Regions from separate parts of the Homo sapiens genome. Here region 1 is linked to region 2. A link is an interaction called in ENCODE POLR2A ChIA-PET data of the cell type or tissue named here. Cell type or tissue: GM12878. All regions are shown on one strand. Each heading gives the region's core, and the rest is flanking DNA. Links, peaks and the distances in the headings are about the cores only. Region 1 overlaps PAFAH1B1 (platelet activating factor acetylhydrolase 1b regulatory subunit 1). Region 2 has its middle 22 kb from the start of PAFAH1B1.

Region 1 (14,917 bases), core at 6,757-14,756, 93 kb after region 2:
TATTTTCACTTTCTATGCAGTGACGGTTGTTTCTAATTATTGCCTTAAGGTAAAAAATTAAAAAGGCCCTCTGAGTCTTCAGAGGAGGATTAAAATATTCTCAGTTTGTGTTAGTTTTTGTTTGTTTTTTGAGATAGTGTCTGGCTCTGTTACCGAGGCTGGAGTGCAGTGGCTCAATCTCAGTTCACTGCAGCCTCCGCCTCCCGGGCTCAAACCATCCTCTCACCTCAGCCTCCCAAGTTGTTGGGACTACAGGTGTGTGCCACCATGCCTAGCTAATTTTTCTATTTTTTATAGAGACAGATTTTTGCCATGTTGCCCAGGCTGGTCTTGAACTCCTGGGCTCAAGCAGTCTGCCTGCCTCAGCCTCTCGAAGTGCTGGAATTACAGGTGTGAGCCACCCTGCGTGGCTTTTTTTTTTCTTCTTTTTTTTTTTTTTAAAAGAGACAGGGTTCAGGCTGGAGTAGTGCAATGGCATGATCATAGCTCATAACTCTGGGGCTCAAACAATCCTCCCGCATTGGCCTTTCAAAGTGCTGGGATTACAGGTGTGAGCCACCATGCCCAGCTTGTGTTAGATTTTTTTATTCTTTGGAAATTTTTGATTTCCAGAATGAAATTGCTGATCATTTAAAAAATATATATATACATATATGTGTGTGTGTGTGTGTGTGTGTGTGTGTGTGTTTATAAGAGTGAAATGTAGGCATCTATAAAGATGATCAAGATATGATCAAGGTCAAAATTGTTGACTTTCTGGAGAATTCATACAAAGCCCTTTTACATACCACATCACATTGCATTTCACTGAAAGATGGAGGGTATTCTAGAGAATTGTATTAGAAAGAGAAGACACATCGTAGGCCAGGCACAGTGGCTCACTTCTGTAATCCCAGCACCTTGGGAGGCCGAAGCAGGTGGATCACCTGAAGTCAGGAATTCAACATCAGCCTGACCAACATGGAGAAAACATGTCTCCACTAAAAATATAAAAATTAGCTGGGTGTGGTGGCACATGCCTGGTAATCCCAGCTACTCCGGAGGCAGAGGTTGCAATAAGCTGAGATTGTGCCACAGCCCTCCAGCCTAGGTGACATGGCAAGACCCTGTCTCAAGAAAGAGAAAACACATCACAGAAGAGGAAGGGAGATTCTTTTGTAGTTGCTACGTGTGACGACAGGGTGTTCACACACATGTGTAAGATGTACCACCCTCCAGCCTTGTTACAATGTCGTCACATTACCCGACCGATGTGAAAAAAAAAAAAATAGAAGAGGAAAGCAGTGCCACAAATACAGGAAACTACATTGAGAAAGTTATATGCTGAGTAGCTTCTATTTTCTGTGTGGAGTTGGAGGTCAGCTGAAGGATGGGATGCAATTAGGTGGTTTTCGTTTTGTTTTGTTTGTTTTGAGACTGAGTCTCCATCTGTCACCCAGGCTGGAGTGCAGTGGCACGATCTCGGCTCACTGCAACCTCCGCCCCTGGGTTCAAGTGATTCTCCTGCTTCAGCCTCCCAAGTGACTGAGACTACAGACATCTGCCACCACGCCCGGCTAATTTTTTTTGTATTTTTAGTAGAGACGGGGTTTCACTATGTTGGCCAGGCTGGTCTCGAACTCCTAACCTCGTGATCTGCCCGCCTCAGCCTCCCAAAGTGCTGGGATTACAGGCGTGAGCCACTGCGCCTGGCCACAATTAGCTATTTAAAAGGGAAAAAAGGACCAGTCTAGACAACATATTGAGACCCTATCTCTACTTTAAAAAAAAATTAACCCATCATGGTGGCATGTGCCTGTAGTTCCAGCTACTCAGGAGGCTGAAGCAGGAGGATCCATTGAGCCCAGGAGCTTGAGGATGCAGTGAGCCATGATTGTGCCACAGCACTCCAGCTTGGGTGACAGAGCAAGACCTCATCTTTTTTTTTTTTCAAAGAGTGAGGAAAGGGGCCCGGGACAAGTAAATGATTCATCAGGTGGCAGTGAATGACTACCATATACTATGACTTGACCTATCCTAATTCTAAAAATATAAATACATTATTAGCAGTATTGTAGATAATTGAATATCCTGCTCTTCAGTGCAGAGTAAAAACTGCTCCATCAACAATTGGAAGCTATATTTAATCAGATAATTCTGGGGATGCCTATTATGAATATGACCTGATTTTAAGGGATCTTCATTGTTTTTTAGGGCTTGACTTACTATACAGTGGTCTTCCTTTGTTTAGTTTGCTGTTTCATGTAATCTGCCTGTATACTTCTGACACTTCTGATAAATAGGTCTTTTAAAATTACTGTTTTCATTCAATTGCTTTTTCTTGCCTTGAATGTCCTACATAGTCTGTTTCTGTTTCTAGCCATTTCTCTCATTATTTTAATGCCACCTGATTTAGAGCAGTTTTTTTTTTGAGACAGAGTCTCGCTCTGTAGCCCAGGCTGGAGTGCAGTGGCGCAGCCTGGGCCCACTGCAAGCTGCGCCTCTCAGGTTCACGCCATTCTCCTGCCTCAGCTTCACTAGAGCAGTTTTAAGTAATAGGAATGATTATAGCATCTTTGCCTTGTTCTTTGACACAAGTGTTTCTAGTGTTCTGCCATTAACTATTAGATTTATTGGTTGAAGGTTTGAGAGATTTCTTTTTTCCTGATGTTAATGAACATTCTTAATGAAGACCTTTCCGTTAATGAGGAATGTTTAAAAATCAAGAATGTTGAATTTGTTTCTGTTTTTTGAGACAAGAGTCTCACTGTGTCACCCAGGCTGTAAGGCAGTGGCGCCATCTTGGCTCACTGCAATACTCCACCTCCCAGGTTCAAGTGATTCTCCTGCCTCAGCCTCCCAAGTAGCTGGGATTACAGGTGTCCACCGCCGTGCCCGGCTAATATTGTATTTTTAGTAGAGCTGAGGTTTCACCATGTTGGCCAGGCTGGTCTCAAACTCCTGACCTCAAGTGATCCACCCACCTCAGTCTCCCAAAGTGGTGGGATTACAGGCGTGAGCTACCACGCCTGGCCAAGAATGTTGAATTTGATCAGATGTTTTTAGGTAAACATTGAGATCTCCATAATGTACCATTCTGATTCACTTGGTCCAGCTCAGCTCCCTGCCTAGGTAATACTTACTATTTCCTTTAAGTCCTCGCATCTCGCCTTTATAAAAAGATTCTTCCATTCAGTCTCATTTCTCTCGTCTTTGAATTAAATTTCATAGACTTCAGTAGCTTTTATTTTGCTCCTCAGATAGGTTTACAAGATCCTAGGAGGCAAGGGACCATATATAACTTAACCTTCTTTTATATTCCTTGGTATAAAACTGGAAATAACAAGCACTCATCCCTTCTTCCTCTTTCCTTTTTTCTTTACATGTTTTATAGTGAAATTTTGCTTTACATTTTAAAAATATAAATGTTTCAAACTATTCAATACATGACAGTTGTATTGTGTATCTTTCCTATTGTACAACCTGACTTTGCCTTATGAGTTTTTGAAATAATGCAAAATATTTTTATAGGAATATATCCTGAGTGGATCTCACAGTTGTAAATTATGCTGAACAACTAAGGCAAAATCTCCTCCTCTCTGGAAACGTAGCTGACCTCTGGCCTGTAGCAGGCCATGCAGTTTTTTTCTAAGTGTCAGTCAATAATATAGTAACTTTAAAACAACATAATTAGGAGTTCAGCTGGGTTAGTGTGACATTCTCTCTCCCTCTCCCCCAACCCCCTTTCTCTCTTAGACCTTTAAGTATTTTAGTTTTCAGTAATGTTATTTTTCTTAACAGGTTAAAAGGGTAAAGAGGGAAACACAGATAAATAAGGGTGGAGGCTGAAAACAACTGTTTAGTGACTGCCCTCTGTTTTGTGTTTCCATTACTCAAGAAATTTAATCGAAATACGAGAATGAACAGTAATGCATATTTTTTGTTTATTTATTTGGTTTTGCTTTTTAAAAAGTGCAGTGTGATATACTTAACTGGTAGATCATTTTTGGCTTTTGTTGCAACTGTGGGCTGGAGGGTATATCAGGATGTCATCTGAGACCCAGCCGTCTGATGAAAAGAAATGGAATCGAGCAGGCTAGTATACTGGGTACAGGGTTCTTTTTGCTTGATGGGGAAGATAAAGGTCCACTCACCCTGCATTGCCTGAATTACATTCTTCTTCACTTTGTCTCTGCCATGGATAAGGTCTCATTATAACCTCTTGCTGAACTTGTACTTGTCCTAAGACTGGTAGTAGTTAAATCCTGAACTACCTTTTGGAAGTAGTTATCTTAGAATGTGATGGTGAAGGATGGTAATGGCAATCAATTTGTCAGACAGATTTCTTAGGGTACGTGAGGTTGGAGAAGTATAAGACCTATGGCCAGGAACTCATCACATCTGTGCTGCCCTTTCCCTGAAGAGTCAGTAGGGTATTGTAGCATAAAAGTTTAGGAAGTCTTGGCTGGACACAGTGGCTCACACCTGTAATCCCAGCACTTTGGGCCAAGGTGGACGAATCACTTGAGATCATGAATTCAAGACCACCCTGGCCAACATGGCAAAACCCCGTCTCTACTAAAAATACAAAAATTAGCTGGGCCTAATGGCACGTGCCTGTAGTCTCAGCTTCTCAGGAGGCTGAGGCAGGAGAATCGCTTGAACCCAGGAGGGGGAGGTTGCAGTGAGCCGAGATTGCCACACTGCAGCCTGGATGACAGAATAAGACTCCGTTTCAAAAAAAAAAAGGCCAGGTACAGTGGCCCACGCCTGTTATCCCAGCACTTTGGGAGGCCAAGGCGGGCGGATCACAAGGTCAAGAGATCGAGACCATCCTTGCCAATATGGTGAAACCCCGTCTCTGCTAAAAATGCAAAAATTAGCTGGGCATGGTGGCACACGCCTGTAGTCCCAGCTACTCGGGAGGCTGAGCCAGGAGAATCGTGAGGTTGTGGTGAGCTGAGATTGTGCCACTGCATTCCAGCCTGGCGACAGAGTGAGACTGCCTCGCCAAAAAAAAAAAAAAAAAAAAAGGAAGCCTTGGCTGGGCGTGGTGGCTGATGACTGTAATCCCAGCACTGGGAGGCCAAGGCAGTCAGGTCACATGAGGCCAGGAGTTTGAGACCAGCCTAGCCAACACAGTGAAACCCCGTCTCCACTAAAAATATTAAAAAAAAAATTAGCTGGGCATGGTGGTGCTCACCTGTAATCCCAGCTACTCAGGAGGCTGAGGCATGAGAATCACTTGAACTCAGGAAACAGGCTTCAGTGAGCCGAGATCATGCCACTGCACTCCAGCCTGGGTGACAGAGTGAGACTCCGTTTCAAAAAAAAATTAGGAAGCCTTGTTACCTGTTTGAGACTTGATTGATATCCTGTGGCTGCAGCTTAGGGAATGATCCCCTGTATATCTCTGCCCTGGAAATAAATTTTAATCACATTCTCTCCCAAGACTATATAGTTTCATCTTGTTATCTAAAACAGTATAGCCCGGGGTGGTGTGAGAGATGTCTTTTGGAGGAGGGTACTAAGGATGACTCCATGTGTGCTTCTGGTGGTGTCATGCTTGATACTGCCTGGTCTTTTGTGTTACCTTCCCAGAGCCTTCAACAGCCCTGCAGACATCTCAGATTTGTTGGGCCCCTGGACCTTTTAGAGGAATGCATGTTATCTCCATTGCTGCCCTGAATATGCAAGCTTAGCCTTTTCAGTGTATCTTTTTTTTTTTTTAATTTTTATTTTACTTTAAGTTCCGGGATACATGTGCAGAATGTGCAGGTTTGTTACATAGGTAAATGTGTGCCATGGTGGTTTGCTGCACCTATCAAGTCATCACCTAGGTTTTAAGCTCCACACGCATTAGCTATTTGTCCTGATGCTCTCCCTCCCCTCAACCCCCACCCCCACCAACAGGCCCGGGTGTGTGTTGTTCCCCTCCCTGTGGTCCATGTGTTCTCATTGTTCAACTCCCAGTTATGCGTGAGAGCATGCGGTGCTTGGTTTTCTGTTCCTGTGTTAGTCTGCTGAGGATGGTGGCTTCTAGCTTCATCCATGTCGCCACAAAGGACATGATCTCATTCCTTTTTATGGCTGCATAGTATTCCATGGTGTATGTGTACCACATTTTCTTTATCCAGTCTGTCATTGATAGGCATTTGGGTTGGTTCCATGTCTTTGCTGTTGTAAATAGTGCTGCAGTAAACATGTGTGCATGTGTCTTTATAGCAAAATGATTTATATTCCTTTGGGTATATACCCAGTAATGGGATTGCTGGGTCAAATGGTATTTCTGCTTCTAGATTCTTGAGGAATCACCACACTATCTTCCATGATGGTTGAACTAATTTATATTCCCACCAATCGTGTAAAAGCATTCCTATTTCTCCACAGCCTTGCCAGCATCTTTCGTTTCTTGACTTTATAATAATCGCCATTCTGACTGGTGTGAGATAGTATCTCATTGTGGTTTTGATTTGCATTTCTCTAATGATCAGTGATGTTGAGCTTTTTTTCATATGTTTTTTGGCCACATAAATGTCTTCTTTTGAGAAGTGTCTGTTCATATCCTTTGCCCACTTTTTGATGGTTTTTTTTTCCCGTTCTGTAGGTTGCATGTTCACTCTGATGATAGTTTATTTTGCTGTGCAGAAACTCTTGAGTTTAATTAGATCCCACTTGTCAATTTTAGCTTTTGATGCAGTTGCTTTTGGCATTTTCATCAAGAAATCTTTGCCCATGCCTGAATGGTATTGCCTAGGTTTTCTTCTAGGATTTTTATGGTTTTGGGTTTTACATGTAAGTCTTTAATCCATCTTGACTTATTTTTTGTATAAGGTGTAAGGAAGGGGTCCAGTTTCAGTTTTCTGCATATGGCTAACCAGTTTTTTGAGCACCATTTATTAATTAAGGAATCCTTTCCCCATTGCTTGTTTTTGTCAGGTTTGTTGAAGATCAGATGTTTGTAGATATGTGGTGTTATTTCTGAGGTCTCTGTTCTGTTCCCTTGGTCTGTGTGTCTGTTTTGGTACCAGTAGCATGCTGTTTTGGTTACTGTAGCCTTGTAGTATAGTTTGAAGTCAGGTAGTACGTGTGATGCCTCCAGCTTTGTTCTTTTTGCTTAGGATTGTCCTGGCTATTAGTGTATCTCTTTAAATGGGTCTAGTAAGAAAACATCTCAGTTCATCAGCCTTTGACTTAACCTTGTTTTTTCTTCATATGAGCAATGAAATTAAAATGGTTACGGAACTCTTAGAACTTTTTCATTCTTAGAATGCTAGAGTATACAGTTTGTAAAATACTATTATTGGCCAGGCGTGGTGGCTCATGTCTGTAATCCCAGCACTCTGGGAGGCTGACGTGATGAAACCCCATCTCTACAAAAAAATACAAAAAATTAGCTGGGCGTGGTGGTGGGTGCCTATAATCCCAGCTACTCAGGAGGCTGAGGCAGGAGAATTGCTTGAACCCAGGAGGCGGAGGTTGCAGTGAGCCGAGCTTGCGCCATTGCGCTCCAGCCTGGAGGAGACTCCATCTCAAAAAAAAAAAAAAAAAAAAAAATCTTATGGGTGGTATTGATGAGGTGTTATGACTAGTATTACAGCTGCAGAAATTACCCTAGGGGATAAAAACAAATGAAAAGAATGTAGGAAGTCAGCTAAAGTGCTTAAAATCGAATGCTGGCATTTTCATAAACTTGTAATAGTTTAGAAAATAATTTCATTCGTTATGTTTGTAATAGTTTGATATTTAAGCCTAGGCTGTGTCTAGCTTAGGATCTGTTTGCTCATGGATAAAAGTCCTTCATCTCAGTTTTGATTTTAACCATTTTCTTTTTTATTTTTCTTAACCATTTTTATTTTTTTAACCTCTTTGTGTGTGTGTGTGTGTGTGTGTGTGTGTGTGTGTGTGTGTGTGTGACGGAGTTTCACTCTGTCATCCAGGCTGGAGTGCAGTGACGCAATCTTGGCTCACCGAAACCTTTGCCTCCCAGATTCAAGCAATTCTCCTGCCTCAGCCTCCCAAGTAGCTGGGATTACAGGCTCCTGCCACCATACCCGGCTAATTTTTTGTATTTTTAGTAGAGATGGGGTTTCACCATGTTGGCCAGGCTGCTCTTGAACTCCTGTCCTCAAGTGATCTGCCCTCCTGGGCCTCCCAAAGTGCTGGAATTACATGCGTAGGCCACTGCGCCCAGCCTTCTCTGATTCTTTATAGTATTACTGGTTTTGGTCTACTCCATTTTACTTCTGTGTGAATTTCTCTTTAATTCTAGTGACTGGTTTCAAAGAGGTGAAGATTCCATCCTTAATAAAGCTGATGAGGCCAGGTACAGTGGCTAACGCCTGTAATCCCAACACTTTGGGAGGCCAAGGTGGGCGGATCACCTGAGGTCAGGAGTTTGAGAAGACCAGCCTGACCAACATGGAGAAACCCCGTCTCTACTAAAAATACAAAATTAGCTGGGCATCGTGGCACCTGCCTGTAATCCCAGCTACTCTGGAGGCTGATGCAGGAGAATCGCTTGAACCTGGGAGACAGAGGTTGTGGTGAGCCAAGATCACGCCATTGCACCCCAGCCTGGGCAATAAGAGTGAAACTCTGTCTCTAAATAAAGAAAGAAAGAGCCAAGCGTGGTGGCGGGCACCTGTAGTCCCAGCTACTGGGGAGGCTGAGGCAGGAGAATGGTGTGAACCCAGGAGGCAGAGCTTGTCGTGAGTGGAGATCGCACCACTGCACTCCAGCCTGGGCAACAGAGCAAAAAATAAAATAAAATAAAGCTGATGAAAATCAACTCTAGGTCAACAACTGAGATTAGTAGCAAGCCCCAGAAGCACCCTTTAGGCTGTTAGAACCAAGAGTTTTGTGGGTTTTTGTTTTGTTTTGTTTGTTGTTTTTTTGAGAGAGGGTCTTGCTCTGATAGGCAGGCTGGAATGCAGGGGCTCACTCACAGCTTGCTGCAACCTCAACCTGCCAGGCTCAAGCCATTCTCCCGCCTCAGCCTCCCAAAGTGCTGGGATTACAGGTGTGAGCCACTGCCACCTGCTGAGGTTCTTCAGTCTTTACTTAACTTATTACTTTTAGTAACGGTAGTACACCTTGCTGAAGTTAAAGGTTCTACATTAACTGGATCAGATTGTTGGCTTAAATATTGAGAGGCAGGGCATCAAAGGTGGTAGTGCTAAAATTCTCTGGATTTTTTTTTTTTTTGAGACAGAGTTTCACTCTGTTTCCCAGGCTGGAGTGCAGTGGTGCAGTCTCAGCTCACTGCAACCTTTGCCTCCCGGGTTCAAGCAATTCTGCGTCAGTCTTCCAAGTAGCTGGGACTACAGGCGCATACCACCACACCTGGCTAATTTTTGTATTTTTAGTAGAGATGGAGTTTCACCATGTTGGCCAGGCTGGTCTCGAGCTCCCGACCTCGTGATGCGCCCACCTCGGGCTCCCAAAGTGCTGAGATTACAGGCGTGAGCCACCGCTCCCAGCCTCTGGTCTTGAACTTCTGACCTTGTGATTTGCCCGCCTCGGCCTCCCAAAGTGCTGGGATTACAGACGTGAGCCACTGCGCTGGCCTAACCCTGTAATTATTATACGTTGATTTTTGGCATGCTCATAATTACCTGGAACATAAAGTTTTTGCTGGTAATTCCCTGTTATCTTTCTTTGCTGATTTGTTTTAAACATACCATTGAATTAAAGCCAGTAATCCCACCAGTTATACAATACTACTGGAGTGTGTTTTGTTTTGTATTTTGAGACGTAGTTTCGCTGTTGTTGCCTAGGCTGGAGTGCAGTGGCACGAACTGGGCTCACCACAGCCTCCACCTCCCAGGTTCAAGTGATTCTCCTGCCTCAGCTTCCCAAGTAGGTGGGATTACAGGCATGTGCCACCACACCTGGCCTTTTTTTTTTTTTTTTGAGAAGGAATCTTGCTCTGTTGCCCAGGCTAGAGTGCAGTGATGCGGTCTTGGCTCACTGCAATCTCCGCCTCCCGGGTTCAAGCAATTCTTCTGCCTTGGCCTCCCGAGTAGCTGGGATTACAGGGGCTTGCCACCACGCCAGCTAATTTTTGTATTTTTAGTGGAGACGGGGTTTCACCATGTTGGCCAGGCTGGTCTCCAACTCCTGACTTTGTGATATATATCTATATCTATCTATCGCTCTCTCTCTCTCTCTCTCTCTCTCTCTTTCTCTCTCCATCTATAAAGCCCAAAACATTTTTGGTCCCGAGCATTTTGTATAAAGGGTACTCAAACTGTAGAAGGCAAACATGAAAAGGCTAATTCAGCTTCTCTAACCTTCAAGTTCTAATTCTAAATGAATGTCTCATTCTACGACAGTACACTAAGTTTATACTGTATGATTGCTTTTTTTCACCCACTCCAATGGTTCAAAGTTATTTCTAATATGAAAATACTTTAGTTTTCTCAAAACTTTTCTCTGCAAAACTAAATTCCAGCTGTCAGCCCTTGAGTGTATAACAAGTGGTAAAGAAAGACTAAATGTAAATGTTAGCAAAATTGATGGTTGCTGTCACAGAGCCATAGCTTGATCTATAGAGTGCCTACAGCTTGTGAGGTAAGCAACACATTTGAAACTTATAAATATGAAGTTTCTCTTCTGATGTTAAAAAAAAGAAAGAAAAACTTATAACTAAGAATATAATATTATGGATGTAGTATGACAGGGGCTAAAAGTTCTGGAGGCTTTGCGGGGGTGTCCTTTTTAATGAAATACTTGTATGATTTGAAAGGGAATACTCTTGAAAAGAGTATCTTCAGGGTTAATGAGATTTTAAATAAATTCTATTTCTTCAGAATAGAAATGAGGTCTTTTTTTTAGGAGTCATTTGAATTTTTCTTTCAGAAATCGAGCTATAGCAGATTATCTTCGTTCAAATGGCTATGAAGAGGCATATTCAGTTTTTAAAAAGGAAGCTGAATTAGATGTGGTATGTTTTACTTTTTACAATTCAAAGTATAGTTAATGAGTGGATTTTCACTCAAGTATCTGTAGTTAACAGTTACGCACAATTTTGTCATTTGTTATTGTGGTCTACTTGGTACTGAACTTGATTTTCACTCCTTTTTTTTTTATTTTTTATTTTAATTTTTGAGATGGAGTCTCACTTTGTCTCCCAGGCTGGAGTGCAGTGGCGTGATCTCGGCTCACTGCAACCTCTGCCTCCCAGATTCAAGCGATTCTCCTACTTCAGCCTTCCGAGTAGCTGGGATTACAGGCACGCACCACCACACCCAGCTAATTTTTGTATTTTTAGTAGAGACGGGGTCTCGCCATGTTGGCCAGGCTGGTCTCAAACTCCAGACCTCAGGTGATCCACCCGCCTTAGCTTCCCAAAGTGCTGGGATTACAGGTGAGCCACCATGCCCAGCCACTCCCTTTTTTTATAATCAGATTTTTAGTAATATTTGGACTTAAAGATGAATGATCTTTGTCTTGAGGATCATAGTTAAGCCATTTTTTAAAAATTCTAAATTTATTTTCTCTAGAATGAAGAATTAGATAAAAAGTATGCTGGTCTTTTGGAAAAAAAATGGACATCTGTTATTAGATTACAAAAGAAGGTAACTAAGTCTTTTTTCTTTAAAATTAGTTGTATTCAGTTATATAAACTTTCTGAAAATAACATTCTTCTGCATTAATTAATAATTGCATCTAATCTTTAAAAAGCAAATAAAAATACATTTTTTGTGCTTCATGAAAAGTATGACCTAGGCATATTATTGCAGATACATGGTAATTCACATATCTGGAGTTGCTGACTGGGTTCAATCTGCATAGTCCTGACTTTGAGGAATTGATACTGAAAGAACTCATTTGTGCACTTAGAAGGAAAGAATACATGGAGCCATTGTGATTAATGCTGGGAAAAGAACACTAAAATGTGCTCGTAGACAAGTTGTTTTTATCTCTGAGCTTTTATTTTTATCTGTAAATACAACAAATAATATTCCAGTCCTAAAATGGATACTTCATAGGCAAAGTTAGAATAAGTAAATAACATTGTTATGAGTTCATCATATAAAGCTCTTAGAAAAATGCTTAGCACATAGTAGATGCTCAATAAATATTAGCTTTTATTAATATTATTATTACCATATATAATGTGGTTTGGAAAGAACTTACTAAGAGTAGCAGCCTTAGAGGGACCAAGACAAATTCACTGCCCTTCTCTAATTAGTAGAGGACTCTGTCACCAGATACAAATCGAAATTTTTCTTTTTGTTAAAGAGTTAAGGCAATTGTACTGAATTTTTCTCAATTTTTAGTTTCCTCACATGACTTAGATTTTGATGCTGTACAAAATAAATAATTTTCATTTAAATTTGACAAATGCTTTGGAGATTACTGAAATTTTTTCAAGTATCCTACATACATAGTTGCAAAATAAAGGCAGTTTTTTAAAATGTCACATGCTATTTTTATTGAAATCTATCTGTACGTAACTACATGTTCTTTTTCAAGGTTATGGAATTAGAATCAAAGCTAAATGAAGCAAAAGAAGAATTTACGTCAGGTGGACCTCTTGGTCAGAAACGAGACCCAAAAGAATGGATTCCCCGTCCGCCAGAAAAATATGCATTGAGTGGTCACAGGAGTCCAGTCACTCGAGTCATTTTCCATCCTGTGTTCAGTGTTATGGTCTCTGCTTCAGAGGATGCTACAATTAAGGTAATTTTTTGTTAAAAGCAGACTTAACGGGAGGCTGAAGCAGGAGAATGGCATGAACCCGGGAGGCGGAGTTTGCAGTGAGCCGAGATTGCACCACTGCACTCCAGCCTGGGCGACAGAGCCACACTCTGTCTCAAAAAAAAAAAGCAGACTTAATAGGGTGAAGAAAATTAAAAGATCCTGAAAATGAGGGCCTATGAAGAGGGACAGGAGGTACTCTGAAACGTGTGATTTGGTTCTAAATCTTAAAAGACAGAATTGGAATAAAATATCATTGTGGCTCCTGAGAGGCATGCTGCCAGGTAAGTTTGATGGTGAATTTGAGAAAGTCGGGTGTCACTAACTGAGTTGATGTCAGTACATCACCTTGTGCTTGAACAATTTTTGTTCTTGGAGAATGAAAAGTGTGTGTCTTACCTTTAAACGGAGGTTATGTGTGAAATACTGATTGACAAAACTAGTAATTGATAGGGTGAATCTATACTGCAAAAGAATTCAGTAGAGGATTCATTTAAATTGGGCTTTCCTTGATGTATTTAAAATTGGCTTTCCAGGAGTGTGGGAATATACAAGCTTTTCATTTTATAAATTACGTATTTCATTAAAAAATTTTTTTCACAGTAAAAATATTATTACCTTTTAATGTTGTGCTTTTTTAATTAGGAAAAGAGTTGTTTTTAAGTTGCCTTTGTTCCGGACACAATAAAATGACCGTTGTATAAACCACCTACAGAAAGATAAGATAGTTGCAATATAGGTAGATTTAGGTAGATGCCTCTATCCTAAGGGTTATTTCAAAGTAAGTTACAGATATTAAGTTTCATTTACAAAAGTATAACCAATCGGCCGGGCACGGTGGCTCACGCCTGTAATCCCAGCACTTTGGGAGGCCGAGGCGGGTGGATTGCCTGAGCTCAGGAGTTCAAGACCAGCCTGAGCAACACGGAGAAACCCCATCTCTACTAAAATACAAAAAAATTAGCTGGGCATGGCAGCGTGCGCCTGTAGTCCCAGCTACTTGGAAGGCTGAGGCAGGAAATTCGCTTGAACCCAGGAGACAGGTTGCAGTTAGCCAAGATCGCTCCACTGCACTCCAGCCTGGGCGACAGAGCGAGACTGTCTCAAAAAGGTAGTTACAACTAACCAAATAGTAACGACGGTTTGGCCTTACTACTAACAGCAGAAGAAATAAACACTGAAATTATGGGCCGGGTGTGGTAGCTCATGCCTATAGTCCTAGGACTTTGGGAGGCCAAGGTGGGAGGACTGCTTGAGCTCAGGAGTTAGAGAGCAGCCTGGGCAACATAGCAAGACCTCGTCTCTACTTAAAATTAGCCAGGTATGGTGGTGCATGCCTGTAGTCCTAGCTACTCAGGAGGCTGAGATGGGAGGATCACATGAGCCTGGGAGTTGGAGGCTGCAGTGAGCTATGATTGAGCCAGTGTACTCCAGCCTGGGCGAAGAGTGAGACCCTGTCTTAAAAACAAAAAAATTGGACTGGGCACGGTAGCTCATGCCTGTAATCCCAGCACTTTGGGAGGCCAAGGTGGGTGGATCATGAGGTCAGGAGATCGAGACCATCCTGGCTAACATGGTGAAACCCCGTCTCTACTAAAAAATACAAAAAATTAGCCGGGAGTGATGGCGGGCTCCTGTAGTCCCAGCTACTCGGGAGGCTGAGTCAGGAGAATGGCGTGAACCCGGGAGGCGGAGCTTGCAGTGAGCCAAGATCGCGCCACTGCACTCCAGCCTGGGCGACAAGAGTGAGACACACATACATATATATGTGTGTCAAATTGTCAAGGTATTTTACCTATTAAATAAGAATTCCCAGTGATGATAAGATTTTGATAAAGTAGTCATTCTCATTACATATGATACAGTCTTACGGGATATCAATTTAATAGAGTATATGAAGGCTTTAAAAGTTTATACTTTTTGACCCACTAATTGTTTCTCCCCATTACTGTCTGACCTAGGTATTATAAAATGAGGACAGAATTTTTTTATATTAAAAAATGTTCACTATAATGTTTTCTATAATAGTGATTTAGCCAGCAATTAGAATTTTTTTTTTTTTTTTGAGATGGAGTTTCACTCTTGTTACCCAGGCTGGAGTGCAGTGGTATGATCTTGGCTCACTGCAGCCTCCGCCTCCCAGGTTCAAGCAATTCTGCCTCAGCCTCCCGAGTAGCCGGGAGTACAGGCGCCCACCACTGTGCCTGGCTAATTTTTTGTGTTTTTTAGT
Region 2 (15,744 bases), core at 4,861-12,860:
CATTTAAGACCCTAGAGGACTACAGACACATGAATGACTCCAGGGAAGACCAGCAGCAGAACCACTCCGGTGACCTCAGCCCAAATCGCTGATCCAGATTCATGAGCAAGCCGTTAAGTCTGGCCATGGTTTGTAACGCAGTGATCAATAACTGATATAGAAGGTACTTTGTATGTGATCGTTCCTTCATTTGGCGTCTGTTCCTACTTTTCCTTTAGTGGCTAGCTCTTGTTTTTGCCTGTCCAGACTTTATTTCACTTTCTTCCTGTAGCGGCAAGTAGGTACTTTCTGTAGGAAAATTCTTAGAAATCACAGTGCTGAATCAAAGAGTAGCTGACATTCTGACTATCTCTCCAGCTTCCACTCCACCTCCTCCGGGGTTAGTCATATAGTTTGGGTAGGGCCAGGCATGGTCGCTCACGCCTGTAATCCCAGCACTTTGGGAAGCTGAGGCAGGATTATTTGAGCCCAGGAGTTTGAGACCAGCCTGGGCAAAATAGTGAGACCTCACTGCTATTTATTATTACTATTATTATTTATTATTATTATTTTTTTGAGACAGAGTCACTCTGTTGCCCAGGCTGGAGTGCAGTGGCACGATCTTGGCTCACTGCAAGCTCCGCCTCCTGGGTTCACGCCATTCTCCTGCCTCAGCCTCCCGAGTAGGAGGGAATACAGTCGCCCACCTCCATGCCCAGCTAAATTTTTTGTATTTTTACTACAGATGGGGTTTCACCATGTTGGTCAGGCTAGTTTCAAACTCATGACCTCAGGTGATCTTCCCACCTCAGCCTCCCAAAGTGCTGGGATTACAGGCATGAGCCACCACACCAGGCCTATTATTATTATTATTATTATTATTATTATTATTATTATTATTATTTTTGAGACAGAGTCTCGCTCTGTTGCCCAGGCTGGAGTGCAGTGGTGCGATCTCGGCTCACTGCAAGTTCCGCCTCTTGGGTTCACACCATTCTCCTGCCTCAGCCTCCCCAGTAGCTGGGACTACAGGTGCCTGCCACCGTGCCCAGCTAATTTGTGTGTGTGTGTGTGTGTGTATTTTTAGTACAGATGGGGTTTCACTGTGTGAGCCAGGGTGGTTTCGATCTCCAGACCTCGTGATCTGCCCGCCTCGGCCTCCCAAAGTGCTAGGATTACAGGTGTGAGCCACCGTACCTGGCCTATTATTATTTTTTTAAATGAAAAAATGGTTTGGGTAGGATGTAACTCACTTGTAGTTCTAGATGCGAGCCACATTAGGACTACACTTGATCTTAGCCAAAAGGCTGAGAAGCAATACCACATTAGGTCTAAATAAATCAAGCAAAATAATCCTATCTTCCATTCTATGATTGTAGAAAATCCTCCAGATTTGAATGAGAATACTCCCCATAGTCCTAAATGATCCCGGCCCAATATCTTGTTACTTTGTAGAAAGCCATCCTGAGGATTTGACAGCATGGGAAGGAGTTGAAGAATCCAGAGAAACAGAACCAGGCTTTATTGACCTACCCCTGAAGCTGCATTACCTGTGGACCTTCAGTTACGGAAGTTACTGTGTTACCTTTAGTATTCAAGCCACATTGTTTGGGTTTTCTCTTACTTTCAATAAGAGCATTCTCACTGACAAGAACAAAAGGTGATACATGTTGATCAAATATTTTTCCATTGCGTCATGAGGGTTATCCACTTCCTTGATTGCAGTAACACTCTTTGCTGTCAAAAGCCCTATTTTAAACATTCCAAGGCCGGGCGTGGTGGCTCATGCCTGTAAACTCAGCACTTTGGGAGGCCAAGGCAGAGGATCACAGGGTCAGGAGATCAAGACCATCCTGGCCAACATGCTGAAACCCCGTCTCTGCTAAAAATACAAAAATTAGCAGGGTGTGGTGGCGCATATCTGTAATCCCAGCTACTCGGGAGGCTGAGGCTGGAGAATAGCTTGAACCCAGGAGGCGGATGTTGCAGTGAGCCGAGATCTTGCCATTGTATGCCAGCCTGGGCGACAAGAGCAAAACTCCATCTCAAAAAAAAAAAGAGAGAGAGAAATATAAGGATGTCTGAGTGCAGTGGCTCATGCCTGTAGTCCCAGCACTTTGGGAGACTGAGGCAGGTGGATAGCTTGAGCCCAGGAGTTTGAGACCAGCTTGAAGAAAATGGTGAAAACCTATCTCTACAAAAAAACCCACAAAAATTAGCCAGGCGGCTGGGCGCGGTGGCTCACGCCTGTAATCCCAGCACTTTGTGAGGCTGAAGCAGGCGGATCACCTGAGGTTGGGAGTTTGAGACCAGCCTGGCCAATATGGTGAAACCCCGTCTGTACTAAAAATACAAAAATTAGCCGGTGTGGTGGTGGGCACCTGTAATCCCAGCTACTCGGGAAGCTGAGGCAGGATAATCTCTTGAACCTGAGAGGCGGAGGTTGCAGTGAGCCAAGATCATGCCACTGCACTCCAGCCTGGGTGACAGAGCAAGACTCTGTCTCAAAAAAAAAAAAAAGAAAAAGAAAAAATTAGCCAGGCTTGGTGGCACGGGCCTGTAGTCCCAGCTACTTGGGAGGCTGAGGTAGGGGGATCACTTGAGCCCAGGAGGTGGAGGTTGCAGTGAACCCAGATTGTGCCACTCCACTCCAGCCTGGACGACAGAGTGAGACCCTGTCTCAAAACAATAAAAATTTTAAAAAAAGAAGTATAAGGGCAAGCAGGTATTGTAGGCAGAAGAGTGGCCCCCAAAGATGTCCATGTCCCAACTCCCCATATTTGTGAATGTGTTACCTTTCATGGCAGGAAGGATTTTGCAGATGTGACTATTGCAATAATTTTGAGATTGGGAGATTTTTCTGGAGTACCTGGGTGGGTCACGTGATCACAAAGACATTTATAAATGAAAGAAGGAAAAAGGAGGGTCAGAGTGATACTATGAGAGAAAGACTCTGCTGGCCGGAGATGTGGGGTTTTTTTGAGACAGGGTCTGGCTTTGTTGCCCAGGCTAGAGTGTAGTGTCTCAGTCTCAGCTCACTGCAGCCTCGACCTCCTGGGCTCAGGTAATCCTTCCACCTCAGCCTCCCGAGTAGCTGGGACTACAGGCACGTACTATCATGCACAGCTAATTTCTGCGTTTGTTTTTTTGTTTGTTTGTTTGTTTTTGTAGAGACAGGGCTTTACCATGTTCCCAGGCTGATATCAAACTCCTGGGCCCAAGTGATCCTCCTGCCTTGGCCTCCCAAAGTGCTGGGACTACAGGTGTGAGCCACCACGCCTGGCACATTGATGGTTTTGAAGATGGAAGGGGGCCACCAGCAGAGGAGTGCAGGTAGCTTCTAGAAAGTGGAAAATGCAAAAAAAAAAAAAAAGAATTTTCCTCTAGAGATTCCAGAAAAGAATGCAGGCAGCTTCTAGAAAGTGGAAAATGCAAAAAACAAAACAAAACAAAACAATTTGCCTCTACAGCTTCCAGAAAAGAATGCAGGCCTACCAGCACATTGATTTTAGCCCAGTGACATTCATTTTGGACTTCTGATAGATTGTAATAAGATAACAAAAGTATGTAGCTTTAAGCCACAAGATAACAAACGTATGTTGCTTTAAGCCGTTAAGATTGTAACGTGTATGTGATGGCCAATAAAATAGACCAAATTTAAAAATGAGAAATATAAGGATGTCCGGGCGCAGTGGCTCACGCCTGTAATCCCAGCACTTTGGGAGGCCAAGGCCGGCAGATCACGAGGTCAAGGGCTCGAGACCATCCTGGCCAACATGGTAAAACCCCATCTCTACTAAAAGTACAAAAATTAGCCGGGCATGGTGGCGGGTGCCTATCTTCCCAGCTACTGGGGAGGCTGAGGCAGGAAAATCTCTTGAAACGGGAAGGAAAGCAGAGGTTGCAGTGAGCTGAGATCATGCCACTGCACTCCAGCCTGGGCGAAAGAGCGAGACTCTGTCTCGAGAAAAAAAAAAAAAATTGTGGTAATTTGTTACAGCATCAATAGGGAATTGATACAGAAGAAAAGAGAGAAAAATATTTGTAGATGGTACAGTCAATACATATGAACCAGCCGGGCGAGGCGGCTCATGACTGTAATCCCAGCACTTTGGGAGGCCGAGGCAGGTGGATGACCTGAGGTCAGGAGTTCGAATCCAGCCTGGCCAACTCAAAAAAGAAAAGGCCAGGCTTGGTGGCTCATGCCTGTAATCCCAACACTTTGGGAGGCCAAGGCGGGTGGATCACCTGAGATCATGAGTTCGAGACCAGCCTGGCCAGTGTGGTGAAACCCCGTCTCTGCTAAAAATACAAAAAATTAGCTGGGTGTGGTGGCACACACCTGTAGTCCCAGCTACTCAGGAGGCTGAGACAGGAGAATTGCTTGAACCCGGGAGGCGGAGGTTGCTGTGAGCCGAGATCGCACCACTGCACTCCAGCCTGGGCGACAGAGCAAGATTCTGTCTCAAAAAAAAAAAAAAAAAAAAAAAAAAAATATATATATATATATATATATATATATATAAATCAACAAGATCTTAGCGATAAACAAAATTTTGCAGTAAGACCAAATAGAAGATCAACACACTAAACTCAATAATAATAAACAGATGAATGGATAAATAAAATATGGTATATAGTACATGAAATATTATTCAGCCTGAAAAATAAAAATTCTTTTTTTTTTTTTTTTGAGATGGAATCTCACTCTTTTGCCCAGGCTGGAGTGAAGTGGCGCAATCTCGGCTCACTGCAACCTCCGCCCTGCGGGTTCAAGTGATTCTCCTGCCTCAACCTCCCGAGTATCTATAAAAAATACAAAAATTAGCTGGGTGTTCTAGTGCATGTCTGTAATCCCAGCTACTCAGGAGGCTGAGGCATGGGAATCGCTTCAACCCAGGAGGCGGAGATTGCAGTAAGCCGAGACTGCACCACTGTACTACAGTCTGGGTGACAAAGCAACGCTCCATCCATCTCAAAAAAAAATAAAATAAGGTAAAATAGGGAAAATTTGATAATGAATGTCTGGTTAAACATGCCAATCAAATCTGATTTCTTTTTTTTTTTTTGAGACAGGGTCTTGCTCTGTCACCCAGGCTGGAGTGCCATGTCATGGTCTCAGCTCACTGCAGCCTCCATCTCCCGGGCTCAAGTGATCCTCCTGCCTCAGCTTCCTGAGTAGCTGGGAGTACGGACATGTGCTACCACATCCAGCTAATTTTCGCATTTTTTGTAGACACGGGATTTCATCATGTTGCCCAGGCTGGTCTCAAACTCCTGGACTCAAGCGATCTGCCTTGCATGGCCTTCCACAGTACTGGGATTATAGGCAAGAGCCACAGCTCTGGCCTGAATCCAAATATTTATTTGGTTCTTCCTGTTACCCCAATAAAGTAACAGCAAAGAACTAAAAATGTGATAAATCCACAGGTGAAAGAGAACAGTTGCAGAGAATATGAGTGATGTCGACCCCATTTTGGAAGACGGGAAGGATTAGCGATAATTGATTTAGGTTTCAGCTTTCTCTTTTCTAGGTCCTGCAGAGAGAGAAGACCACGAGAAGCAAAAAGCAGCAAGATGACTGGAAAGATTCAGGAATTGGGAGCAGTGAATAACTCAAAGTGCAGTGGAGGTTGGTGCTGAACATCAGCATTAGCTGACAATTTGTAAAAGAAGCAGTTCCTGGCCAGGTGCCATGGCTCACGCCTATAATCTCAGCACTTTGGGAGACCAAGGAGGGTGTATCACGAGGTCAAGAGATCGAGACCATCCTGGCTAACACAGTGAAACCCTGTCTCTACGAAAAAGAACACAAAAAATTAGCCAGGTGTGGTGGCACGGGCCTGTAGTCCCAGCTATTCGGGAGGCTGAGGCAGGAGAATCACTTTAACCTGAGAGGCGGAGGTTGCAGTGAGCCGAGATCGAGTCACTGCACTCCAGCCTGGGTGACAGGGCTAGAGTCCGTCTCATAAATAAAATGAAATAATAAAAAACAGATGTTCAAACTCACTGGTAATCAATGAAATGCAAGTTAAAACAATGAGATACCATTTTATACCTCGCAGAGGGACAAAAATTAGAGTTAGAAAATAGCAGGGTGAAAATTGGAGAAATGATCATCCTTTTGTCTCATTATGGGAGTGCAAACTGGTGCAGATATTTAAGAAACAAATGTGGCTGAATTGGGGAAGTCAAGGATATAAGACCCAGCAACCAGCAATCTCAGCCTGGGTTGGGAGGTGAATTCTGTACATCTGAGAGTTCGCCCATCCACAAGGGGTCGTGTACAAGGATGTTCACTGCAGATTTGTTGTAAAAATGAGGAGGTGGTGTCCATCACTAATGGAATATTTGGGTGCATCTCATGTGCTGCTGCTCAGCGGTAGGACCCAGGAGCGAGGTGGACAGGCAGCGGCCGGAGGAGGTCAGAAAAACAGTGCTGGGGCTGGACGCAGTGGCTCACGCCTGTAATCCCAGCACTTTGGGAGGCAGAGGCGGGTGGATCACTTGAGGTCAGGAGTTCCAGACCAGCCTGGCCAACATGGTAAAACCCCGTCTCTACTAAAAATACAAAAATTATCTGTGCGTGGTGGCGCACCTGTTATCCCCACCTACTATGGAGGCTGAGGCAGGAGAATCGCTTGAACCCGGGAGGCGGAGGTTGCAGTGAGCCGATACTGTGCCACTGCACTCCAGCCTGGGCGACAGAGTGAGACTCCATCTCAAACAAACAAACAAACAAACAAACATAAAAACAGTGTTGGAAAGGAATAGAAAAAGATTCTTGGACCCATACTGTTTATTTAAATAGAAAACATACAACATATGTGGCTTTTATTGCAGAAATAATAAAAATAGAAAAGAAAAGAAGCCGGGCACGGTGGCTCAAGCCTGTAATCCCAGCACTTTGGGAGGCCGAGGCGGGCAGATCACCTGAGGTCAGGAGTTTGAGACCAACCTGACCAACATGGAGAAATCCTGTCTCTACTAAAAATACAAAAAATTAGCCGGGCATGGTGGTGGGCACCTGTAATCCCAGCTACTAGGGAGGCTGAGGTAAGAAAATCGCTTGAACCCATGAGGCAGAGGTTGCAGTGAGCCAAGATCGCACCACTGCACTCCAGCCTGGGCAACAAGAGCAAACTCTGTGTTAAAAAAAAAAAAAAAGAAAAAGAAAAAGAAAAAGAAATCAAAAAGAAAAAAAAAACCATACACACAAAACAGGAGTATGTTTTTTACTACACCTATGTTTCCAAGAAACACATAATGGTGGGTGTTTATGTGGGAGGGGAAGGGGAATGTGGACCAAGAGTAAGGGTGGGGTTCAAATGAATGGGAGACCGTGAAAGACCATGGGCACCATGAGTGGATGAACCTGATGAGCTCAACTCTCCGCACACAAGACAGCCGCAGCCCCCAGTAGCCTTTTTCATGCAATTTCAGCAAAAACCTCAGTGGAATTTCTGGAGGACTTTGCAATATAATTCTAAAGATTTTCTGGAAGAATACATTATGAAAGAAAAATTTGAAAACTTTGAAAAAGAAGATCATCTATCCGTGACTTGGCCTACCAGATAATAGAATGTATAAATAATGCAGCAGTCACTAGAACAGTATGCTATGTGCACACTGGAATGGACAGAAGAATCAATAGAAGAGAAAAAACGGGCAGAAATAGACCTCAAAAATTATCAAAAGCTATTAGATATTAAGAGTGGCGTCAATCGGCCAGGCACCAAAGCTCACGCCTGTAATCCCAGCGCTTTGGGAGGCCAAGGTGTGTGGATCACTTGAGGTCAGGAGTTTGAGACCAGCCTGGCCAACATGGCAAAACCCCATCTCTACTGAAAATACAAAAATTAGCCAGGCATGTGGTGGTGCACACCTGTAGTCCCAGCTACTCAGGAGGCTGAGGCAGAAGAGTTGCTTGAACCCGGGAGGCGGAGGTTGCAGTGAGCGGAGACCGAGCTACTGCACTCTAGCCTGGGTGACAGAGCGAGACTCGGTCTCAAGAAAAAATAAAAAAATAATATACAAAAAATTAGTCGGGCATGGTGGCATGCACCTGTAATCCTAGCTACTCAGGAGGCTGAGGCAGGAGAATCGCTTGAATCCAGGAAGCGGAGGCTGCAGTGAGCCAAGACTGTGCCACTGCACTCCAGCCTGGGCAACAAGAGTGAAACTCTGTCTCAAAAAAAAAAAAAAAATTGTGGCATCAACCAGTGGGGGAAAGGCTGAATTGACAAATGATACCAGAAAAAATGACTAAAAATTTGAGAGTAAAGGTAGAAAAATACAGAGCAATGATTAAGACCCTTGAAAGTAAGATGGGGCAACATAGGGAGACCCCATCTCTACGAATAATCTTTAAAAAACTAACCAGGCTTGGTGGCACACACCTGTGGTCTCAGCTACTCAGGAGGCTGAAGTGGAAGATCAACTGAGCCTGGGAGGTTGAGGCTTCAGTGACCTATGATCGTGCCCCTGCACTCCAGCCTAGGTGACAGAGGAGACGCTGTCACACATACACACACAAAGACCTTTGAAAGTAAACAGACTTGGGGTTTGAATGCCAGTTTTGCCACTGATTAGCTGTGTAAATTGCAGGCAAGATCCTTAACTTCCCAAAGCCTAATTTCTCCCATATTTAAAAGCAAGGTAATAAAAATGACTACCTCACATGATTATGAGGATTAAAAGGGATAATGAGTATACAAAAGTAAAACCACGGTGCCTATTACACAGAATGTGCCTCATACAAGTTAGTTATTTTTATGTCTACTCTGTACCACATGCAAAGTAAGGTGCAAAATGAAACCATAAATGTTCTAGAAAGAAAATGAGTACTATTATGATTGTGGGTGGTAGAGGACTTCCTAAATATGGCCCTAAGGGTGGAAAACAGGAAGGAAAAGATAATAGTTCTGACTACCAAAACAAAACAAAAAGCCCACCACATTCTTTTTCTTTTGAGACAGGGTCTCGCTCTGTAGCCCAGGCAGTGCAGCAGCAAGATCTCAGCTCACCCACAGGTTCCTCCTCTCAGGTCTGAGCAATTCTCCCGCGTCAGACTCTGGAGTACCTGGGAGATTTTTGCTTTTTTTTTTTTTTTGAGACGGAATTTCACTCGTCACCCAGGCTGGAGTGCAATGGCGCAATCTTGGCTCACTGCAACCTCCACCTCCCGGGTTCAAGTGATTATTCTGCCTCAGCCTCCTGAGTAGCTGGGATTACAAGCACCCGCCACCACGTCCGGCTAATTTTTGTATTTTCAGTAGACATGGGGTTTCACCATGTTGGCCAAGCTGGTCTCGAACACCTGACCTCAGGTGATCCACCCACCTCGTCCTCCCAAAGTGCTGGGATTATAAGTGTGAGCCAACGCGCCCAGCCCTAATTTTTGCATTTTTGTAGAAACAAGGTTTTACCATGTTGGCCAGTCTGGTCTCAAACTCCTGGCCTCAAGTGATTCACCTGCCTTGGCCTCCCAAAGTGCTGGGATTACAGGCATCAGCCACCACATCTGGCTCACCATGCTTTTTGGTGCCAAAATCTCTTCACAAAGTCGAAACACAAATGGCAAACTGGGGGAAATGCTTGCAACATATGTAATAGACAAATGGTTTATGGTCTCTTACTAATCTATGAGGAAAAGGTGGATACGACAATAGAAAAATGCACCAAGAACATTGACAAATAAACAGGCTGGGCGTGACAGCCCCACGCCTGTAAACCCAACACTTTGAGAGCCCACAGCAAGTGGATTGCTTGAGTCCAGTAGTTCGAGACCAGCTTGGGCAACATGGCAAAACCCCGTCTCTACCAAAAACAAAAAACAAAACAAAAAAACATAAACAAAAAAGAGGTTACAAATATATAAATGGGGGGGATGGCGGGGCGTGGTGGCTCACGCCTGTAATCCCTTTGGGAGGCACTTTGGGAGGCCGAGGCGGGCGGATCACCTGAGGTCGGGAGTTTGAGACCAGCCTGACCAACATGGTGAAACCCCATCTCTACTAAAAATACAAAATTAGCCGGGCATGGTAGCACACGCCTGTAATCCCAGCTACTCGGGAGTCTGAGGCAGGAGAATCGCTTGAACCTGAGAGGCAGAGGTTGCAGTGAGCCAAGATTGCGCCATTGCACTCCAGCATGGGCAACAAGAGTGAAACTGTGTCTCAAAAAAAAAAAACAATAAAAAAAAATTAATGAGGAGGGACGTTCGACCTCCCTAATAAAGAATATAAATGAAAAGAAATCCCATTTATCAAATATTAAATTAGTACAATACGTTTTTATGATACTATTTCATTTCACTAAGCATACTTTTGTTTTGTTTTGTTTTTGAGGTGGAGTCCCCCTCTGTCACCAGGCTGGGGTGCAGTGGTGCGATCTCAGCTCACTGTAACTTCCAACTCCCAGGTTCAAGCGATCCTCCTGCCTCAGCCTCCTGAGTAGCTGGGACTACAGGTGTGCACCACCATGCCCACCTAATTTTTTGTATTTTTAGTAGAGACGGGGTTTCACCACATTGGCCAGGATGGTCTCCATCTCTTGACCTCGTGATACACCCACCTCAGCCTCCCAAAGTGCTGGGATTACAAGCGTGAGCCACCGTGCCCCACCTTGTTTTTCTTTTTTGAGACAGAGTCTCGCTCTGTCACCCAGGTTGGAGTGCAGTGGTGCGATCTTGGCTCACTGCAAACTCTGCCTCCCGGGTTGACGCCATTCTCCTGCCTCAGCCTCCCGAGTAGCTGGGACTACAGGCACCTGCCACCATGCCCGGCTAATTTTTGGTATTTTTAGTAGAGACGGGGTTTCACTGTGTTTGCCAGGATGGTCTCGATCTCCTGACCTGGTTATCTGCCCGCCTCGGTCTCCCAAAGTGCTGGGATTACAGGCCTGAGCCACCGCGCCCGGCAATTTGTTTATTTTTAGTAGAGACAGAGTCTGGTCATGTTGCCCACACTCATCTTGAAATCCTGGGCTTAAGTGATCCTCCCGCTTTGACCTCCCAATACGCCAGAATTATAGGTGCCCGGCCTTATTCCTTTTTATGACTGAATAATATTCCATTGTATGTATTAATATATATCATATTTTTGTGGTGGCATGCACCTGCTACTTGGGAGGCTGAGGCAGGAGAATCACTTGAACTTGGGAGGTGGAGGTTGCAGTGAGCCGAGATCACGCCGCTGCTCTCCAGCCTGGGCGACAGGGTCAGACTCTGTCTCAGAAAAAAAAAAAGAAAAAAAAAGGAAAATAATATATACCACATTTTGTTTATGCATTCATCTTCAATGGACATTTGAGTTGTTTCCAGCTTTTGGCTATTGTGAATAATGCTACTGTTTGAGTCCTGGCTTTCAACTCTTTTGGCTATACACCTGGCTGTAGAATTGCTGGACCATATGTTTATTCTGTGTTTAACTTTTTGAGAAACTGCCAAACTTGTTTTTGTTTTAAATGTCAGGTTTATTAAGAAATGATTTACATGCAGTAAAATTCACTTTTTAGGTATACAGTTCTATGAGTTTTTTTTTTTTCTTTTTTTTTTTGAGACAGTTTCACTCTTGTTGAGCAGGCTGGAGTGCAATGGCACGATCTCAGCTCACCGCAACCTCTGCCTCCCAGGTTCAAGGGATTCTCCTGCCTCAGCCTCCTGAGTAGCTGGGACTACAAGCATGTGCCACCACGCCCGGCTAATTTTGTATTTTTAGTAGAGACAGGGTTTCTCTATGTTTGTCAGGCTGGTCTCAAACTCCCAACCTCAGGTGATCTGCCCGTCTCGGCCTCTCAAAGTGCTGGGATTACAGGTGTGAGCCACCGCACCCAGTCAGTTCTATGAGTTTTGCCCAATACAGGCAGTTGTATAACTGTCACCACAATCAAAATATAGTATAGCTCGGCCAGGCATGGTGGCTCACACCTGTAATCCCAGCACTTTGGGAGGCCACGGTGGGTGGATCACCTGACATCAGGAGTTTGAGACCAGCCTGGCCAACAGGCAAAACCCCATCTCTACAAAATACAAAAATTAGCCGGGCATGGTGGTGGGCGCCTGTAGTCCCAGCTACTTTGGAGCCTGAGGCAGGAGAATCGTTTGAACCCGTGGGGCAGAGGTTGCAGTGAGCCGAGATTGTGCCATTGCACTCCAGCCTGGGCGACAGGGCAAGACCCTGTCTCAAAAACAAACAAACAAACAAAAAGATATAGTATAACTCCATTCCCCAAAAGTTCTCTGTGCTCCTTTGTACTTCACCGTCTGCCCTTACCCCTTGGCAACTACTGACCTGATTTCTGTCCTTACAATTTTTTGTTTTTTAGTCGGAATCTTGCTGTGTTGCCCGGGCTGGAGTACAGTGGTGCAATCTTGGCTCACTACAACCTCCGCCTCCTGGGGTCAAGTAATCCTCCCACCTCAGCCTTTCAAGTAGCTAGGACGACAGGTGCGTGCCACCACACCCAGATAATTTTTGTATTTTTTGTAGAGACAGGGTTTCACTATGTTGCCCAGGCTGGTCTTGAACTCCCAGGCTCAAGTGATCCTCTCGTCTTGGCCTCCTAAAATACTGGGATTATAGTCATGAGCCACTACGCCCAGCCTGCCCCTATAATTTGATTTTTCCAGAATGTTATATAAATGGAACCACTGGAGCTTGGCTTCTTTCATTCAGCACAATGTATCTGAGGTTCATCCAAGGGAGTGCAGTAATCATTTGCTCCTTTTACTGCAGTATAGTATTCCATTGTATGACTGCACTACGTGTACTTATCCATTCACCAGTTGATGAACATCCATTTTAAAATTTTTTTTCGAGACAGGGTCTTGCTCTGTCACCCAGGCTGGAGTGCAGTGGTGCGATCTCGGCTTACTGCAACCTCTACCTCTTGAGTTCAAGCGATCCTCCCACCTCAACCTCCTGAATAGCTGGGATTAAAAGTGTGCGCCGCCACACCCAGCTCATTTTTGTATTTTTAGTAGAGACGGGGCTTCGCCATGTTGGCCAGGCTGGTCTCGAACTCCTAACATCAAGTGATCCGCCCGCATGAGCCACCACGCCTGGCCTGTAAAGCAATCTTGTGTCTCTGCTGCCCCCGCCCTGCTACAGTCCTTTTCTCTCTGCATATCTGCTTTTATTTTCTCCCCTGTGCTCCACTTCACAAGCGGAATATGGCTGCTGTGTAGCTCCCAGTCCACATGTTAAAATCCCAGCCACCTTCGAACTGATTCGCTGCTTCTCAGTCCAATCCTAAATTCCCAGTGATCATCTGAGTTGGGGCTGTGGTCCATGCCATGCAGCCATGGCCAGGGAGGCAGAGTCAGATAGAAGCAAAATGGCTCCCAAGAACCCACTCTAGTGATGTAATCTGTGGGTATGCTTCCCAGAGAAAAGACGTGGCTACGAGGCTGGGGAAATAACCCAAAACATAAAGCAAATCCGTTTATTGCTCTGATATTTGGACTATTTGAAGTTCAGGATATTTTTTTATTTTTTATTTTTATTTTTATTTATTTATTTATTTATTTTGTGATGGAGTCTCATTCTGTCACCCAGGTTGGAGTGCAGTGGCGTGATCTCAGCTCACTGCAACCTCTGCCTCCTGGGTTCAAGCGATTCTCCTGCCTCAGCCTTCCGAGTAGCTGGGATTACAGGCACCTGCCACCATGCCCAGCTAATTTTTGTATTTTTAGTAGAGATGGGGTTTCACCATGTTGGCCAGGATGATCTTGATCTCTTGACCTGGTGATCGCCAGCCTCGGCCTCCCAAAGTGCTGGAATTACAGGTGTGAGCCACCGCGCTCAGCCAGGAATGTTTTGTTTTGTTTTCTTTTTGAGATGGAGTCTCACTCTGTTGCCAAGGCTGGAGTGCAGTGGCATAATCTCGGCTCACTGCAACCTCCACCTCCCGGGTTCCAGCGATTCTTCTGCTTCAGCCTCCCAAATAGATGGGACTACAGGCACCCGCCACCACGCCCAGCTAATAGTTTGTATTTTTAGTAGAGACGAGGTTTCATTATGTTGGCCAGGCTGGTCTCGAACTCCTGACCTCGTGATCCACCCGCCTCTGCCTCCCAAAGTGCTGGGATTACAGGTGTGAGCCACTGCTCCTGGCCAACCAGGAATGTTTTAAAGAAAATAATTCCAGTTACGTTTTTGTAAAATAAAGTTTGCATGACCATGGCCAGTTCATATAGCAGGGTGGAAACAGGAGACCACTTCTTGTGGGCAGCCCAAATGACCACCCTCTCAGATCCCAGCTGCACCAAATCTTAGATCCCAGCTGCACCAAATCTCTGTACCTTTCCAGTCTTCAAGGTGCAGTAAACTCAAAATTAAGTAGTGAGCATTAACTTTTGCTTCCAGGGCTCCCAAGTAGAGTCTATTTTTAGGAACAGCTTGGATCTTTGAAAATGCAGCTTGGCCCGGCGTGGTGGCTCGCGCCTGTAATCCCAGCACTTTGGGAGGCCAAGACAGGGGGATCACCTGAGGTCAGGAGTTCGAGACCAGCCTGGCCAACATGGCGAAACCCCATCTCTACTAAAAGTACAGGCATGGTGGCACGTGCCTGTAATCCCAGCTACTCAGGAGGCTGAGGTAGGAGAATCGCTTGAACCCGGAAGGCGGAGGTTGCAGTGTGCCAAGATCATGCCACCGTACTCCAGCCTGGACGACAGAGTGACACTGTCCCCCGCCAAAACAAACAAACAAACAAAAAAAAACAAGAAAAAAAAACAAGAAAATAGCACTGATTGCAGAAGACCTGGGTTTCAATCCTGATGCTCTCACTGAATGCTTTGTCATCTTGGGCAAAGCACCCAGCTACTCTCCATCTCTTCATCTGAAAAATGGAAGTAATAATATTTTATTTCTACCTCAAAGGGCTAATTGAGATTCAAATGAAATTATGTAATTAAATAGACAGTACTTTGCAAATTGTACAGAATAGCGAAGTGTGTCACTTGTATATCCACAAACCTCACCAGACTTTGGTACAAATAGGGAGGATAACTGTTGTATACAACATAATGTGGTAGTTAAGAACAAGTTGATTTCTGCAAATGGTGCTGGAACAATTGGATATTAATATGTAAGAAAGGGAACCATGATCCATAATGTGTACCATATACAAAAATGAACCTGAAATGAATCATACCCCTAAATTTAAACTTAAAGCTATAAACTTTCAGAAGAAAATATTTATAACTTATGGACAGGCAAAAATTTCATAGATAAGACACACAAAAAACATGAACCGTAAAAAATGTTTCAATTAGACTCAATAAATGAAAACCTCTGCCCTCCAAAAACACTGTTAAGAAAATGAAAAGACAAGACACAAATTGAAAGAAAATATTTTAAAAACACACATCTGATAAAAGCTTTGTATCCGGGGCTGGGTGTGGTGGCTCACATCTGTAATCCCAGTGCTTTGGGAGGCTGAGGCGGGCAGATCACTTGAGGCTAACAGTTCGAGACCAGCCTGGCCAACATAGTGAGACCTCCCCCCATCTCTATTAAAAATTAAAAAAAGGAAAAAAGTGGGCAAAATATATAAATAGATCTCCACTAGGTAAGAGAAAAAGATGGCAAGTACATGAAAAAAAGTTCAATGTCATTAGCCATCGGGTGCAAATTAAAACCATAATGAGATACCACCACGTACTTATTAGAGTGGTTAAAATAAAAATAAGCCGGGCGTGGTGGCACATGCCTGTAATCCCAGCACTTTGGGAGGCCAAGGCGGGCGGATCACGAGGTT

The links. Peaks named below come from ENCODE experiments on the same cell type or tissue, not always from the same donor. Only the 100,000 strongest peaks of a DNase experiment are listed, where the experiment ranks them.
Region 1: POLR2A ChIA-PET joins it to region 2 with 5 read pairs; 6 of 35 experiments call an interaction of 5 or more read pairs at or near these places.

Annotation. Positions count from the first base shown.
Region 1 is chr17:2,654,530-2,669,446 of GRCh38, forward strand. It overlaps PAFAH1B1 (platelet activating factor acetylhydrolase 1b regulatory subunit 1), which reads left to right. Exons shown (of 11, transcript NM_000430.4): 3 at 10,843-10,927; 4 at 11,487-11,561; 5 at 12,463-12,669. LOC124904127 (small nucleolar RNA U13) reads left to right here and starts at 1,150; the gene lies at 1,150-1,253. RefSeq lists an enhancer at 4,514-5,015. In GM12878, for the core only: no CTCF peak of the experiment used is centred there; no DNase peak of the experiment used is centred there.
Region 2 is chr17:2,563,402-2,579,145 of GRCh38, forward strand. No RefSeq gene overlaps it. Among named protein-coding and RNA genes, the nearest start is that of PAFAH1B1, 22 kb to the right of the region's middle. In GM12878, for the core only: no CTCF peak of the experiment used is centred there; a DNase peak (open chromatin) is centred at 8,720; H3K4me3 peaks cover 705 bases; H3K27ac peaks cover 870 bases.